2 separate regions of the Homo sapiens genome follow, and region 2 is linked to region 1. Evidence: chromatin contacts called from ENCODE Hi-C or POLR2A ChIA-PET data. All regions are on one chromosome and are shown on one strand. The core of a region is the stretch at or near the end of the contact, and the rest is flanking DNA. Distances in the headings are between cores, read along the strand shown.

Evidence for each region. A loop is a pair of places that touch in the nucleus more often than their neighbours do. ChIA-PET counts read pairs that join two places held with the same protein, here RNA polymerase II (POLR2A). Pooled maps may share reads with other maps.
Region 2: a map of GM12878 shows a loop between it and region 1 (2.1-fold over the local background). The contact joins the promoter of NHSL1 here to the enhancer-like site in region 1. A Hi-C loop is called at or near these places in 3 of 168 maps with a recorded cell type or tissue (GM12878, cardiac septum and naive thymus-derived CD4-positive, alpha-beta T cell), 2 of 37 single-sample maps with no recorded cell type and 5 of 50 pooled maps. POLR2A ChIA-PET finds 5 or more read pairs at or near these places in 2 of 52 experiments (GM10248 and activated T-cell).

The regions. Positions count from the first base shown.
Region 1 is chr6:138,306,711-138,310,223 of GRCh38, forward strand. ARFGEF3 (ARFGEF family member 3) reads left to right here. Exons shown (of 34, transcript NM_020340.5): 23 at 543-687; 24 at 2,029-2,151. Among named protein-coding and RNA genes, the nearest start is that of SMIM28, 69 kb to the right of the region's middle. Within about 2 kb of position 1,826, at least 4 of the 41 ENCODE cell types and tissues checked have a DNase peak (open chromatin) inside an H3K27ac peak, as active enhancers do.
Region 2 is chr6:138,497,866-138,501,275 of GRCh38, forward strand. It overlaps NHSL1 (NHS like 1), which reads right to left and starts at 1,629. Exons shown (of 8, transcript NM_001144060.2): 1 at 1,368-1,629. The coding sequence starts at 1,425.

The DNA.
Region 1 (3,513 bases), core at 576-3,075:
CAAATTGTGCTTGAATGTATATGATAAAAATAAACTTACACCTTTACCTCTCACCATGCTAAAAAAAAAATTCAAAATGGGTCATGATGTGATCCATTAAAAGAAAAATGGATGAAATGGACTTCACCAAAATTAAGAACTTTTAATCTTGAAAAGACACCATTAAAAAGTAAAACTTTTAAAAAGTCCAAAGCTGTGGAAAAATATTTGCAAATTATATCTTGGGAATATATAAGGAACTCTAAAAAAAAAAAAAAAAAAGAAAATAACAAGAAGACATGAACCCAATTTTTAAAAACAACAAAATATTTGGCTAATAAGATGTGAAAAGTTGCTTTGCAGCATTAGTCATTAGTGAAATGCAAATTAATACAATACGGCTGATTATTCAGAAGATTTTTGAGTGAGTTTGTCTATTCTGGTTTTTCCTTTTCACTAAAATTAACTCCAAAATAGGGGACAGAGAAATACATCACCCTTCCCAGAAATTCTGCTCCTTTTAAGGAGAGGGCTTTAAGTGCCACTTGCTTTGCCTCTACCAGGTTGTCACATCCATTGGTGAGCTGGTTGAAGTGTGTTCCACGCAGATCCAGTCGGGATGGAGACCCTTGTTCAGTGCCCTGGAAACAGTGCATGGCGGGAACAAGTCAGAGATGAAGGAGTACCTGGTTGGTGACTACTCCATGGGTAAGAATGTTTGGATGATTCTTGCTATTCAGCATTAATTCTCTGTGCCAAGTTTCATGCTATTAAAAAAAAAAAATTGAACAATAGGGAAGACAGATTGTCAGCCATGTTTTATCAGCAGGAAAGAATGTGGTGTAGCAGGAACATGAGTCCTGAGTTCTGCCAGCAGGCTGAGAGCCCTGAGCATTGTCAGGCCCTGTTCTTGCTGACAATTGGACAATAAGGCTGAGAGACTTCTGTTGTTTCACTTACACATTGCTGTGTTGAGTTCACGTCTAAAGCCAAAAAGAAAAATGTTATCCATTTGCTAGTAAGAAGCAGAAAAGTATCATAACACAGAGTAACCAGAATTAGGGAGATTCGGTCTGCTGGAAATGGATGGGTACCCATAAAGCATGCCCAGGGCCCAGGGGTGTTGTCTCAGAGGTTCCCAAGACCACCCCTAAACTCAGAAACCCACCAGAAAGACTCATGGGACCCAGCATATAGTTATGTTGAGATTTATTACACAGCTCGTGACTAAGTTTTAGCAACGTAGGAAGGACACAACAGGTTATGACACAGACAGAGTCTGGAAGAATCTATGCACCAGCTTCCCTGTGCTCTCGCCCTCCCAGGAGGGATCACACAGAAGACATTCTTCCCCCAGCAGTGAAAACACAGCAACATGTTTGCAATGTTTCTGCCTGTTGAAGCCCATTAGAGATCTAGCTGGGGACTGGCCACTTACATACCCTTTGCCTAGCACATTACCAAAATCCCAGACTCCCAACAGGAAAGCAGGTGTTCACCATAAACCGTATGGTTTGTATGAACAGTCTAGGCACGGTGAACTACTCTTATCAGTTAACTGTGGCCTGGGAGTACTCTGAGAGCTGAGTTCCCAGACACCCGCCAAAGGCCAATTTTGCAAGCAAGCTTTCTAAAAGAAAAGTGGTCTCAGGCCTTCTGTGCTCTTTTTCTGCATAGATATAAAGAAACTCATATATGCCACCAAAGGTCTATCTAAACCTGCCCTGCTGTGCCCTGTAGATAATCTACAAATACCTGTGCAGGAGCATTCCAGAGGCCACATGGTTCCCTGCTCTATAGACCAGCACATTGCCTCAGCTCTGCACTCGGCCAGCTCAGCCCTCATCTCTCTGCCGAGCTGCTCCCCTGCCGGCAGAGCTGAGCACCATGCTGGAGCCAAGCCAATGGCCCAATAAAAAACCCAGGCATCTCCCCAGTAGATCTTTCTCAAGATCTGTCTCAGTGGAACGTGCTGGGAATATGGGCAACCCTGGCAAACCCGAGGGCAGAAACTTACTTTCTTACAATTCTATAATCTTCCTCCCTTAGGAAAAGGCCAAGCTCCAGTGTTTGATGTATTTGAAGCTTTTCTCAATACTGACAACATCCAGGTCTTTGCTAATGCAGCCACTAGCTACATCATGTGCCTTATGAAGTTTGTCAAAGGACTGGGTAAGCAGAACCCTTCTCTCATGCCTTGTAACTGCTGAGGACCCTTTCCAGGGTGGCTCTGTGGCTGGAGACAGGGCCTACTGACTGTCTGGAACAAGCACGCATCCTGGGGTACAAGCAGATGGTGGTGTTGTGTACTCAAAAGCAAAAACTTACTGTGAAAGAAGCTTGAATTTTGTGTAAGGTTGATACTTTTCATTGTATTCATGGAATATCTTATAGCATATTTTTAATCTATTTATTTATTATTTTATACTAACTTTATTGTCAAAGAATAATATCAACCTTGTATTTTCCCTTTGTAAAAGGTTCTCGGGCTCCAGGTCTAATCACACTCTATGGAAACTCTCAAAATTTTAAGTTTCTTCTAAACCTTTTGGTTTAACTAAGTGTCCTTCCCTTTCATTTCACCCTACATAAACCTGTGCTATATAAAAATCTCCTATTGCAGGTCATGTTGTATAGTGAGAATATATTTTGTTAAGGTGTTTCTAAATTAAGTATAAAATCATCTGGGTAGTTTCTGAAATACACGAGGCTTTCAAGAAGGGGGACTTCTATACTTAGAAAATATATTTTATAATTAATTAAGCCTGGGGTAGGAGGAATTCTTAACTTTTGCTAAAAAGTTGGGAAATCAAACTCAAGCTGCTAATCATATGACACTGAGAATAGGTTTCTGCATAAGGGCAATTATTTAATATAATATTGACTAATCTAAGGTTGGAAATCTTAGAACATTCCTACAATTATGGAGGCTGAGAAGTCCCACGATAGACCATCTGCAAGCTGGAAAACCAAGGAAGCCGATAACATGGCTCAGTTCAAGTTCAAAGGCCTCAGAATGAGGGGCACTGATGGTGTAACTCTTAATCCAAAGCCAGAGGCTCGAGAACCTGTAGTTCTAAGACAAGAGAAGGATATCCCAGCTCCAGAGACAGAGACACAGAGAATTCTCCTTTTCTCTGCCTTTTGTTCTCCTGGGCCTTGGCTGATTAGATGGTGTCTGCCTACACTGGGTGAGGGTGGAGCTCCCTTACTCAGTCTGATTCAAATGCCAGCCTCTTCCAGAACCAACCTCACAGACACACCCAGAAATCATGCTCTATCAGTGATCTGGGTCTCCCCTAATCCAGCCAAGTTGACATCTAAAATAAACCATCACATAGAGGACATTGAAAACAGCCTGTGTTTTCTTCTGTGAATTCTAAAGTGGAATTATTTGTTTGGGGCCTGGGATCAGTGGAAAAGGCAGAGCCCCTTGTATAGTCATGGTGCCTGTGTCCTGCCTGGCTCCAGGGAGTGCCATTCACATAGACTTGGATGCGTTCAAATACACAGCGGCCACAGTCTAAATTTTGG
Region 2 (3,410 bases), core at 379-2,878, 190 kb after region 1:
CGTAAGTTGCTAAATGAGAAAATAAACATTGAGAACTAGATATCAAGTTAAAAACAGAAATGTCCATTGTGCTTTCTGCTTAGTATTTGACAAAAGCAGTATGTGAATTTGGCACCTAGTATTTCATGTAAACTCTTGTTGAGCAAATGTTTTGCATGGTGCATACAACTATCAATCTTAATACACAAAATCCACAAAGACCTGACTTAACCCTCATTTGTGTTTCAGAAGAATCTAGCATTGGGCCAAACTCACCATATGTCCCCCCAAAGTGTAGCCAGAGTTCATCACAGTGTTTTGTGCTGATGTCCATTTATTTTAAAGACTGAGTTACCATACTTCAGAGTTAGAAACTATTGAAAATGGAAACTTTTCCTATTCGACAATTTCAAATCAAATCCAAGTAATGGCATTCGTGTCTGCACCATCAATCGCACCATCGGCCCCACTGCACAGCTACCAACTGGCTCCTATGAAAAAGTCTCTTCCCCTCGTGTTCCTCACTCTCGCCAGGGCCACTTTTAATCTGTTCATCCAAAGGCAGCCTTTAGCAAGGAGCTGCAGAAAATCAGCCCACCGTGCTGCTCTTTGTAGCTTTCTCCAAAGCTCCTCTTACCAATGCCCCTACCCATGTTCATTTATCCAGTATAAGTCACTGGTCCAAACACTAAACTAAACTAAAATAAAATAAACCACCGACTATGTAAAAACAAAGCCAAGTAGTTATAAAAATTATTATTTTCAAGAGAATGAAGAAGCACCTACATTAAAGAAATGTAAGTCAATGGTAAGTACACAATAAAGCCACATCACAAAAGTTCTGTACCTTACAACAATCACTGATCAGTCTAGACAGTTTGTGCTCGAGCTCTTAAATACACAACAAAGAGTGCCAGGGAGTTTCAGGGGATTATCTCCACCAGAAATATGTGATACATTACACAGAGGCTCCCTTACCTCAGCTGCATATTTATCCAAAGAATCAAAAAATCATACACTTGATATCAAGGGAAACATAAATTAAGTACAAGAATTTCCCCCCTCTTCAAAGGACTTCTTTTGAAAAGCACAGAAGAAGTGAATTCACTTAAAACCCCAATCATAAATAAATAAGACATGCTAAGATCACATAATACTGTCCTAGAGTTACAAAAGTCTGAGGTATTTAAACAACCTGGTATAGAGTAGAGTTTAACTCATGCCTATTACGCTGTTTCACACTCTAATTTCTTCACACAAAAGAACGAAGGACCTAAAACACACACATGGACACACACACACACACACACACACAGACACACAGGGACATATACACATATGGAAACATATGCACACAATAGGTAGTAGAGAGAAAAGGAACTACTTACTTTTCTTCTTAAAAAGTTTAATTAAAGACTTAATCTTTGCATTAATGAAGACCACCATTTCCAGGGCACCTACATAGAGCTTAGAAATGTAAATCACATTAAAAGCTCAGCCCAGTAGGCAGGTGGCAAGCTTCGTCCTTCTGCTACAGATTCTAACTTTTTCTTCCCCCGGTCTCATATCCTTAGACATCTGCCCAGGCTGATGTAACTGAGGTTGAGTTTATTGTCAGGCAGTTACAAACCATTAACAGTCCTTGAACCTGAAAAACTCCTACTGAAACCTAATCTTTAAGGCTGAGAGCAGCCAGTGACATCGTGCGCTGAAAGAAAGAGAAAGCCAATCACGGTTCTTATTTGCATGACAGCCACATCAGGCTTTCTGCCTCAGTGCCCATTCATTCAGTTTTCTCTCCAACAGATCAGAAGTTCCTCCTCTCTGAGCCCACAAAAATAGTGCAGACTTTCCTCTACGGAAGTCAAGATGAAACAAATGTGTTCCCCATTTCATTAGGCCCCTATGAACACCCAGATCTTTTACAGGAGCTGCCAAGTCTGACAGCAATTCCAGTTAATTCAGGGTATATGGGATTTGAACTGATTTAGGGGGGAAAAAAACCAAACTATTGTTTCCCAACCACGCCCCAGGCTCTGCCTCCGATACCAAAGGAACTTGTACAAGCAGTAAAACTTTAGAATAGAATCTCCAAGGAGCTGCAAATGATGACTTGGTTGCATTTTTGTGCAAATTAGGATGCTCTGTCTTCTCACCCTTCTTTGCCAGTGATTGAGAATCAGCATTGTGTGTTCCAAAGCATGATCTTATTTGCATCTAGCTGCCACAACAATCAAGAAAAAAAAAAATCCACCAAAAAAAATACAACTTCCCCACTCCAAATGATAAATTAGATAAAGTACCCTAATCATTTTAATCTTTATTTTATATGTAATTGTCACTTAGGCTCCTGGTTTTCAGAATTCCATAATCGCCCTTCCCTCAATGTTGTCTCAAACAAACATTATCTGAGTTACTCTTTAACTTGAATCTACCATCCAGAGTGCTGGTTCTTTTGCCCATTGGCAATTAACCACAGAGAACTAGGGAAGCACAAGTAGAGACAGAGAAATCAGAAACAGAGTATAAGAAGGCACTGAAAAAACATATTCCAGGGGTAAAGGGATAGGAAAAAAGAGGAGAATATAGATCCGGAAATACTATGACAACGGAAAAAGGAAAAGAATCTTCCTCACATCTCAGCCCAGTTCCACTTCATGGCCAAACACTTTTGAAACAATTTAGACAACCTCTTATTTCATAGCTTTGGGCCAGACTTATAACTCAATGGAAAAATGTAATAATCCACTAATTCAAAACATTTAGTTTATAACAAAGGCTCTTAGTCAAAGAATAAAATTTATATAAGGGGCTCTGTCTAGGGAAAGCTTTGAAATGATTCCTTCTCAGGTCTTTTTATGCCCTTTATTTTTTCAACAACAACAAAACAAAAGAACACATAGGGGAAAGCTTTGAAATGATTCCTTCTCAGGTCTTTTTATGCCCTTTATTTTTTCAACAACAACAAAACAAAAGAACACATAGAAACGTTACCATCTTATCATACATATTATCACAGATTTCCAATTTGTGTTATTTCATTTTATATATAGCTTTATTTTAAAGTAATTAAATTGCCAGATGGCAAATGAGAAACGACTGAGCCTGTAAGTCAGATTATGTGGCTGCCTTAAATTAGCGGGCAAAGTTCCCCTTTGGAAAACAAATTTATCTGCAAGAGTGACCTCGCTCTGCTCATTGCATTAGACACAAGGAGAGTTGTGGGCAAAAACACTCATATGCACAATCCACAAGTGTTTGAGGTTAAGTGTCACCATGCAAATGTCCAGTGAAAACAGAAATTGTTCTTTCAAGAAACTCTGATTATGCTCAACCCTCCATAGCATGTAGCTTTCCATGTGCTCAACAATGGCATCTGAATATAGATTCGTTCATCAGAAAGATAAATACCAGGCACCGATGCTAACTGC